Regions from separate parts of the Homo sapiens genome. Here region 1 is linked to region 2. Evidence: read pairs that join two places in POLR2A ChIA-PET (ENCODE). Cell type or tissue: HepG2. All regions are shown on one strand. Links, peaks and the distances in the headings refer to the core of each region. The heading gives the core; the rest is flanking DNA. Region 1 has its middle 5.9 kb from the start of ENO1-AS1. Region 2 overlaps MIR34AHG (MIR34A host gene).

What was found. ChIA-PET counts read pairs that join two places held together with the same protein. Peaks named below come from ENCODE experiments on the same cell type or tissue, not always from the same donor. Only the 100,000 strongest peaks of a DNase experiment are listed, where the experiment ranks them.
Region 1: POLR2A ChIA-PET joins it to region 2 with 6 read pairs; 4 of 35 experiments call an interaction of 5 or more read pairs at or near these places.

The regions. Positions count from the first base shown.
Region 1 is chr1:8,882,545-8,886,931 of GRCh38, reverse strand. It overlaps the pseudogene RNU6-304P. Among named protein-coding and RNA genes, the nearest start is that of ENO1-AS1, 5.9 kb to the right of the region's middle. RefSeq lists an enhancer at 2,729-3,448. In HepG2, for the core only: no CTCF peak of the experiment used is centred there; no DNase peak of the experiment used is centred there.
Region 2 is chr1:9,169,651-9,174,037 of GRCh38, reverse strand. All of the region lies in intron 1 of MIR34AHG (MIR34A host gene), which reads left to right. Among named protein-coding and RNA genes, the nearest start is that of LNCTAM34A, 10 kb to the left of the region's middle. RefSeq lists enhancers at 3,505-4,004, 4,005-4,387. In HepG2, for the core only: no CTCF peak of the experiment used is centred there; a DNase peak (open chromatin) is centred at 1,727.

The DNA.
Region 1 (4,387 bases), core at 225-4,224, 290 kb after region 2:
GTCCCAGCCACTTGGGAGGCTGAGATGGGAGGATCACTTGAGCCTGGGAGGTTGAGGCTGCAGTGAGCCATGACTGGCAGCACTGCACTCCAGCCTGGCCAACAGAGCAAGACCTGTCTCAAAAAAGAAAGGAAATGAGTGTGTCTGTGTTCCCACAAAACTTTATTTATAAAAACAGAATTTGGACCCTAGGCCATAGCTTGTCAATCCCTGGGCTAGACAGACTACTGAATGATGAGAAGCCATGTGGAGAGACCCTGCAGAGTCAGAGGCTCTAGTAGGTTGAATAATGTCCTCCCACAAAACTTCATGTTTATCCGCAGCCTGTGACTATGACTTCGGCTGCCAAAACACAGCTCCTTAGACTGGGCAATTTACAAATAGTAGACATTTATTTCTCACAGGTCTGGAGGCTGGGAAACACAAGATCAAGGCGTCCACAGATTTGGTATCAAGTAAAGGCCTGCTTTCTGCCCCTGCTCCATAGATGCTGTGCCCTCACATGGCAGAAGAGAAAGGCAGCTCCCTCCAACCTCTTTTATGAGAACCTTAATCCCATTCATGAAGGCAGGGCTCAATCACCTACCAAAGGCCCCACCTTTTTTTGTTTGTTTGTTTTGAGACAGAGTCTCGCTCTGTCACCCAGGCTGGAGTGCACTGGCATGATCTCAGCTCACTACAAACTCCACCACCTGGGTTCAAGTGGTCCTGCCTCAGCCTCCTGAGTAGCTGGAATTACAGGCACCTGCCACCGCGCCCGGCTAATTTTTATATTTTTCGTAGAGATGGGGTTTCACCATGTTGGTGGTAAGGCTGCTCTCGAACTCCCGATCTCAGGTGATCTGCCCGCCTCAGCCTCCCAAAGTGCTGGAATTATAGGTGTGAGCCTCCATGCTCAGCCTGTCAGTTTCATCCAGTCTCCTACCTTTGCTTTTGATATCAGTACCTTAAGGAGACTCATTCAGCCAGTTAGAAATCTACCCACTTGCTTTTCTGTTCAAAATGCGTAAGAGAAATCTTCATTTCTCTCCTAGCCCCAAGAATTACCTAAGAGGCTCTGAGAAATGCTGTGCTGAAATCCATTCTCTTCTCAGCATTTCCCTGACCACCAGGAAACAAGACAAGCAAACAAAAACCCCATTTAGTCAGAGAATTCCAGTGCAGGAGGTGTGGGGACTTTACTTCCAAGGACTTCACTTCATGGGAACTGTAACGTGTTTGTGTGAAATCAGAAAGTCTCTTGTTTTTGAAACAGAGTTTCTCTCGTCACCCAGGCTGGAGTGCAGTGGCGCTATCTCAGCTCACTGCACCCTCCACCTCTTGGGTTCAAGCAATTCTCCTGCCTCAGCCTCCCGAGTAGCTGGGATTACAGACACCCACCATCACACCCAGCTAATTTTTGTATTTTCAGTAGAGACAGCGTTTCACCATGTTGGCCAGGCTGGTCTCGAACTCCCAACCTCAAGTGATCTGCCCTCCTCGGCCTCCCAAAGTGTGGGATTACAGGCTTGAGCCACCGGGCCCAGCCGAAAATCAGAAAGTTTCTACCCCTCTGCTTAGGAAATGCCAGAAAACATCAACCTGAGTATGGGGTTGGGGACATTTTATCATTGGAACTCCAATGCTGACACAGTGTAACTGGCATTTCTGACTGCAAGCTGCCTCTCCTGACTGCAAACCTGTTCTAGAGAGAACACAGAATCCGGCAGACACAAAAGCTTCCTGAGTGATGTTTCGCAAATCCTGAAGCTGCTACAGCTAAATTCTAGGTAGTTGTGGTATAGATAAGCAAATCAAGACAAGGTTCCTTGGACTAACGGTGGTGTTGTAGCATTTTACTGGAATCCGAGGACTAGGGGAATGAACAATCTTCATCTTGGAGGAGCACAATGCTGAGGTTGGGGGCGAGGACTGGGGACCAGGCTGCGTTAGTTGGTCCTCTGGCACCTCAGCCAGCAGCTGCTGCCTCCCTGCCCCTTGGAAAGTGGAGACGATCAGATGGAGTGTGCTCATGGACGTGCTTACAAGATTAAATGAGTTACATATACAAGCATCCTGGTGTCTGGCAAGTAACGAGGCCTCAGCAACATTATTTTTTTTATTTATTTATTTTGACACAGAGTCTCACTGTGTCGCCCAGGCTGGAGTGCAGTGTGGCACAATCTCAGCTCACTGCAACCTCTGCCTCCTGGACTCAAGCAATTTTCCTGCCTCAGCCTCCCGAGCAGCTGAGATTACACACATGTGCCACCACGCCCAGCTAATTTTTGTATTTTTGTAGAGATGGGGTTTTGCCATGTTGGCCAGGCTGGTCTCAAACTACTGACCTCAGGTGATCTGCCTGCCTCGCCCTCCCAAAGTGCTGGGATTACAGGCATGAGCCACTGTGCCCGGCCCAGCAACTTTATTGGTCTGCGATAGATGCAGGGAGAATTTTCTCATTATCTTGTGGTGTGCCTGAAGGCGTGGTGAAACCCTGCTCCCCACGCCTGAATCACGCCAGATCACTACCTTCTGAAGAACGTGGCTCCTCATTTTCCATCTGGAACTCAGCAATTGTTACCTGACCTCTCCTCCTCTCAAGACAAGGGCCTTCCCAGGGGCCGGCACTCCTGCCTCCAAGTGATGCTGTGACAACCTTAAGAAACTCAGCGGCCGGGCGCGATGGCTCATGCCTGTAATCCCAGCACTTTGGAAGGCCAAGGAGGGCGGATCGCCTGAGGTCAGGAGTTCAAGACCAGCCTGACCAACATGGAGAAACCCTGTCTCTACTAAAAATACAAAATTAGCTGGGCGTGGTGGCACATGCCTGTAATCCCAGCTACGAGGGAGGGTGAGGCAGGAGAATCGCTTGAACCTGGTGGGTGGAGGCTGCGGTGAACCGAGATGGCGCCACTGCACTCCAGCCTGGGCAACAAGAGTGAAACTCCATCTCAAAAAAAAAAAAAAAGAACCTCGGCAACAACCTTAAGAATTTTGTGAAAAAGAGGGAGGGAACAGAGACACGTGAAAAGAAAACTGGCTGGATAACTTCCTGCAGATACTATTTAGGGATATTAGTGCCTTCTAGGTGTCCATTCTAGCTTGAAACAGTAATTCCCAGACTGCCGACCTCCCCCTGAGACTATTATCACATCCATCCCAAAGATAAAGGCGCTGGGGCCCTGAGGGAGGCCATGCTGAGCTCTTTGATGCCAAATAGAGATGCTTTCCTCTGATGCCTGCTGAGACAGACTTTCCAGAAGTTGTTCTCCCTCGGCTGTCACTTGGGTGCCCCTTCATGACCTCTGCCCAGGGGAACTCTGCTCCCAGCTTCCCCAGCTCCCCTGGGCCTTCTTGCTTAATCACCTCCCCTTTACTCCTCTCATTTGGACACCCTGAGGAATGCCAACCTAGCATGACTTGCCAGCACATATACTAAAAAAAAATTGGAATGATACAGAGAAGATCAGCATGGGCCCCGCGCGAGGACGTCATGCAAATCTGTGAAGTGTTCTGTACTTATAATTTTTTTATATATATTTAAAAATAAAATACGGCTGGGCACGGTGGCTCACACCTATAATCTCAGCACTTTGGGAGGCTGAGGCGGGAGGATCAAGAGGTCAGGAGATCAAGACCATCATAGCTAATACGGTGAGACCCCATCTCTACTAAAAATACAAAAGCTTAGCCGGGCGTGGTGGCATGCGGCTGTAATCCCAGCTAATCCGGAGGCTGAGGCAGGAGAATCGCTTGAACCCGGGAGGCAAAGGTTGCAGTGAGCCAAGACTGTGCCCCTACACTCCAGCCTGGGTGACAGAGAGAGACTCTGTATCAAAAATAAAATAAAATAATATAAAATAGGCTGGGCGAGGTGGCTCATGCCTGTAATCTCATCACTTTGGGAGGCCGAGGCAGGTGGATCACGAGGTCAGGAGTTTGAGACCAGCCTGGCCAACATGGTAAAACCCTGCCTCTACTAAAAATACAAAAAAAATTGGCTGGGCGTGGTAGTGGGTGCCTGTAATCCCAGCTACTCAGGAGGCTGAGGCAGGAGGATCGCTTGAATCCAGGAGGCAGAGGTTGCAGTGAGTCGAGATCGCATCAGTGCACTCCAGCCTGGGCAAAAAAAAATGAGACTCCTTCTAAAAATAAAAAAAAAAAAATCATTTTAAAAAGCAAGGGAATAGACCAGGTGCGGTGGCTCACACTTGTAATCCCAGCACTTTGGGAGGCTGAAGCAGGTGGATCACGAGGTCAGGAGATCGAGACCATTCTGGCTAACATGGTGAAACCCCATCTCTACCAAAAATACAAAAAATTAGCTGGGTGTGGTGGCGGGCACCTCTAGTCCCAGCTACTCGGGAGGCTGAGGCAAGAGAATGGTGTGAACCGGAGAGGCGGA
Region 2 (4,387 bases), core at 73-4,072:
AGGGCAGGTGTGGGGCAACCCCATGGGGCTCAGTCATGCCTCAGGGCAGGTAGGGGGCCAGAAGCAGTGGCCACTGCACCCTGCCTCCTCACTTCACTAGGAAAATGGGAGGGAGCGGGATGTCACCCCTTGAGGTGGTTTGTCTTTGGGGCACAAGATACCTCTGAACAGGAGCCTCAACACCAGGCAGACAGGTTCCTGGGAAACCTTGAGTGTTTTATTTTTATTTTATTTTATTTTATTTTGAGACAGAGTCTCATTGCGACTCCCAGGCTGGAGTGCAATGGCATGATCTCAGCTCACTGCAACCTCCGCTTCCCAGGTTCAAGCGATTCTCCTGCCTCAGCCTTGCAAGTGGCTGGGATTACAGGTGCATGCCACCACGCCTGGCTAATTTTTGTATTTTTAGTAGAAACGAGGTTTGACCATGTTGGCCAGGCTGGTCTTGAACTCGTGACCTCAAGTGACCCACCTGCCTTAGTCTCCCAAAATGTTGGGATTACAGGCGTGAGCCACCGCACCCAGCAAGTGTTTTAGACAGCTAAAGATTCATCCTGGCTGGGTGCGGTGCCTCATGCCTGTAATCCCAGCACTTTGGGAGGCTGAGGAGGGAGGATTGCTTGAGCCCAGGAGTTCGAGACCAGCCTGGGCAACACGGCGAAACACTGTCTCTACAAAAAAATCAAAAAAGATGAAGCAGGAGGATTATTTGAGCCCTGGAGGTTGAGGCTGCAGTGAGCCATGACTGTGCCACTGCACTCCCTCCTGGGTGACAGAGCGGGACCCTGCCTCAAAAAAAAAAAAAAAAAAAAAATTCCTCCCTGTACCGGCACTTTTCAATTGTTTCGTTTTTGGTTGGAAGTCTTTCCAGAATATAATTCATGCTTCCCTCTTCTTAAAACAGAATAAACACAATTTTACCTGGCCTCAGGTGGCAGGGCTTTTTTAAGTGTCACGAATGTGGTTTATAGAATTTCCATTTCTTCTCTTGTTCTCTTTCTCTCACTTGTCTTTCCTTGTTCTTGCCGGTGAATCTGATTTCAGCAAACCTTTCCCTCCCTTCCAAGTTGCTGCTTCTAAATTACTGTGGGGTCAGGAACCCTCATTCCTATTTAGGTTAAGATTTTGAAATAAGACCATCTTGGATGATCTGGGTGAGCCCTAAGACAGGTGTCCTTAGAAACAGAGGCAGAAGGAAATTTAAGACAGTCAGAAGAGGAGAAAACACAGACACACAGAGAAGGCCACTGAAAGACAGAGGCAGAGACTGGAGTGATGCAGCCAGCCCAGGAATGCTGGGACAGCCACCAAAGGTAAAAAGAGACAAGGGAGGCTTCTTCAGGCTGGATATGGTGGGTCGTGCCTGTAATCCCAGCACTTTTGGGAGGCTGAGGCAGGTGGATCATCTGAGGTCACGAGTTCGAGACCAGCCTGGCCAACATGGTGAAACCCCATCTCTACTAAAAATACAAAAATTAGCCAGGCGTGGTGGCGTGCACCTGTAATCCCAGCTACTCGGAAGGCTGGGGCAGAATTGCTTGAACCTGGGAGGCGGAGATTGCAGTGAGCCAAGATCATGCCACTGCACTCCAGCCTGGGCGACAGAGTGAGACTCTGTGAAAAAAAAATAAAAAATGAGTTCATACAGTGGAGTTCAAGGGCAAGCTGGGCCTCACCCCAATGTCAGAATGAGGGGCCAGAGGTCATTTGGAAACAAAGCATTGCTTTGATTCATCACTTTCCTTTAGCTTAGCTTTAGTTGTGCTATTTACTTGATATTGAATTTCAGCTGTGAAGTTGGGAGTGGAGTGAGTGTTTATCCAAGGAGAGTATTGATTAACAGAATATGAGATATTAACAAAACACCATGTTGAGGGTAACAGTATGTTCTGAGGAGGGACAGGAACTTGAGCGCAGGAGTTTGAGCTGCTCAGAGACTTTCTTTTTTTTAAGACAGTGTCTTGCTTTGTTGCTCAGGCTGGAGTGCAGTGGGGTGATCATGGCTTACTGTAGCCTTGACTTCCCAGACTCAAGCCGTCCTCCCACTTTAGCCTCCCAAGTAGCTGGGACTATAGGCATGTGCCACCATGCCTGGCTAATTTTTTTTTTTTTTTGTAGAGATGGGTTTCGCCATGTTGCCCAGGCTGGTCTTGAACTCCTGGGCTCAAGCGATCCACTCACCTCAGCCTCTCAACGTGCTGTGATTACAGGCATGAGCCACCAAAGTGCTGTGATTACAGGCATAAGCCACCGTGCCCAGCCCAGAGGCTGCTTTCCTACCCTGTCTCTCTGTAACAACCCCATTGCAGTTGTGAATGAGCTTATTCGTGACTCCAGGAGTATAATAATTTCCTGTGGCTGCTGGATGGCTTAAATTATTCTCTCACAGTTCTGGAGGCCAGAAATCTGAAATCCAGCAGGGCCATACTCCCACTGGAGGCTCTAGGGAAGAAGCCTCCCTTGTCTCTCTTTAGCTTTGGTGACTGTCCCAGCATTCCTGGGCTGGTGGCTGCATCACTCCAGTCTCTGCCTCTTTCAGTGGCCTTCTCTGTGTGTCTGTGTCTTCTCCTCTTCTGACTGTCTTAAATTTCCTTCTGCCTCTGTTTCTAAGGACACCTGTCTTCGGGCTCACCCAGATCATCCAAGATGGTCTCATCTCATAATCTTAATCAGCTCCGCAAAGACCCACATGCTCTGGTTGCAGGGATTTGATGTGGCTATCTCTCCAGGGTGTTTTTCAGTCCACTGCAATGAGTGACGCAGTAAAAGAATGAAGAACAGTGCCTGACGCGTAGTGGGGCCGCTGTTGATATTGCTATTGCTGCTGTTTTTGGATTACTTCTCATCCTTTCATTCATTCACTGGTTATCCAGGTATTGGCCCTGGCTCCCCATCATGCTAGGTGCCAAGGGGGAATAAGTGAAGTGAGGCACCCTGACCCACGAGGGGATGATGCCCCATGTTGCTGGATATCTGAGGTCCCACAGTACAATGGACTGTCCTGGCTGAGCCTACAAACCTGCCACACTTATGGTATTGTGACTTTGGGGCGTGGCATTCCTAGTTGCAAGCAGCCAACTTGCCAAATAACCTTGTGAAAAGTCCAAATCATTGTCAACTTATGAATTAGGTGTACTTGGCCGGGCACGGTAGCTCACGCCTGTAATCTCAGCACTTTGGGAGGCCGAGGTGGGTGGATCACCTGAGGTCAGGAGTTCGAGACCAGCCTGACCAACATGGTGAAATCCTGTCTCTACTAAAAATACAAAAAATTAGCCACGCGTGGTGGCGGGTGCCTGTAATCCCAGCTACTCGGGAGGCTGAGGCAGGAGAATCACTTGAACCCAGGAGTGGAGATTGCTGTGAGCTGAGATCGTGCTACTGCACTCCAGCCTGGGTGACAGAGCAAGTCTCAGTTTTAAAAAAAAATTAGGTGTACTCAAAGATGGTCTGAAATGGAAGTGTGACTCCCTGCAGTTACAGTTTTGTTTTTTTATAATTTTTTTGAGACAGAGTCTCACACTGTCACCTGGGCTGGAGTGCAATGGCATGATATCGGCTCACTGCAACCTCCACTTCCCAGGTTCAAGCGATTCTCCTGCCTCAACCTCCTGAGTAGCTGGGACTGCAGGTGTCTGCCACCACACCTGGCTAATTTTTTGTATTTTTAGTGGAGATGGGGTTTCACCATGTTAGCCAGAATGGTCTCGATCTCTTGACCTTGTGATCCACCTGCCTCGGCCTCCCAAAGTGCTGGGATTACAGTCATGAGCCACAGCGCTCGGCCCCAGTTACAGTTTTTAAAGCACTTTCCCATCTGCTGCCTCACCTGTGTTTTCTGGGCTGACGACAGACTAAACACCTGAGGCTCAGCCTGATCATTAAGCTCTTGAAGGATTGGAACGTGCGGTCCGCTGACAGCGCAGGCTGGCTGGCAGCGCTGCCCGTCTTTTTTTGCCCACTCCTCCTCCTGTGCTTTCTCAACAGACCTTTACTGGCACTCACTATGTCCTGTCTGCTGGGCTAGGTGCTGGGAGTAGGAACAGGAAGCTGACACTCAGTCTGGTGAGAGGGAGGTACAAGCGAGTTGGCCACCATGATGCAGGGAGACGTGTGATGCTTGGGGTGGGCACTGGGAGCCCATAGCTGAGTGAGGGGGGTTGTAGGGCGCTTAACCGAGGCCTGAAGGATGAGTAAGAGTTACTTGTGAAGCTAGAAGGGTGGGGCCTCAAGGCAGAGAGGCTGGCCCCAGAAGGCCTGGGGGGCATAGAGCCAGCATCTGAGTGAGGAGGGCCCTGGTCTGTGAGCTCAGGGACACCTCCCCTTATGCTGCCTGCCTCCACCCAATCTCCTTCAGTGAGCTGGTTTGTGGCTGAAATTCAGCCAT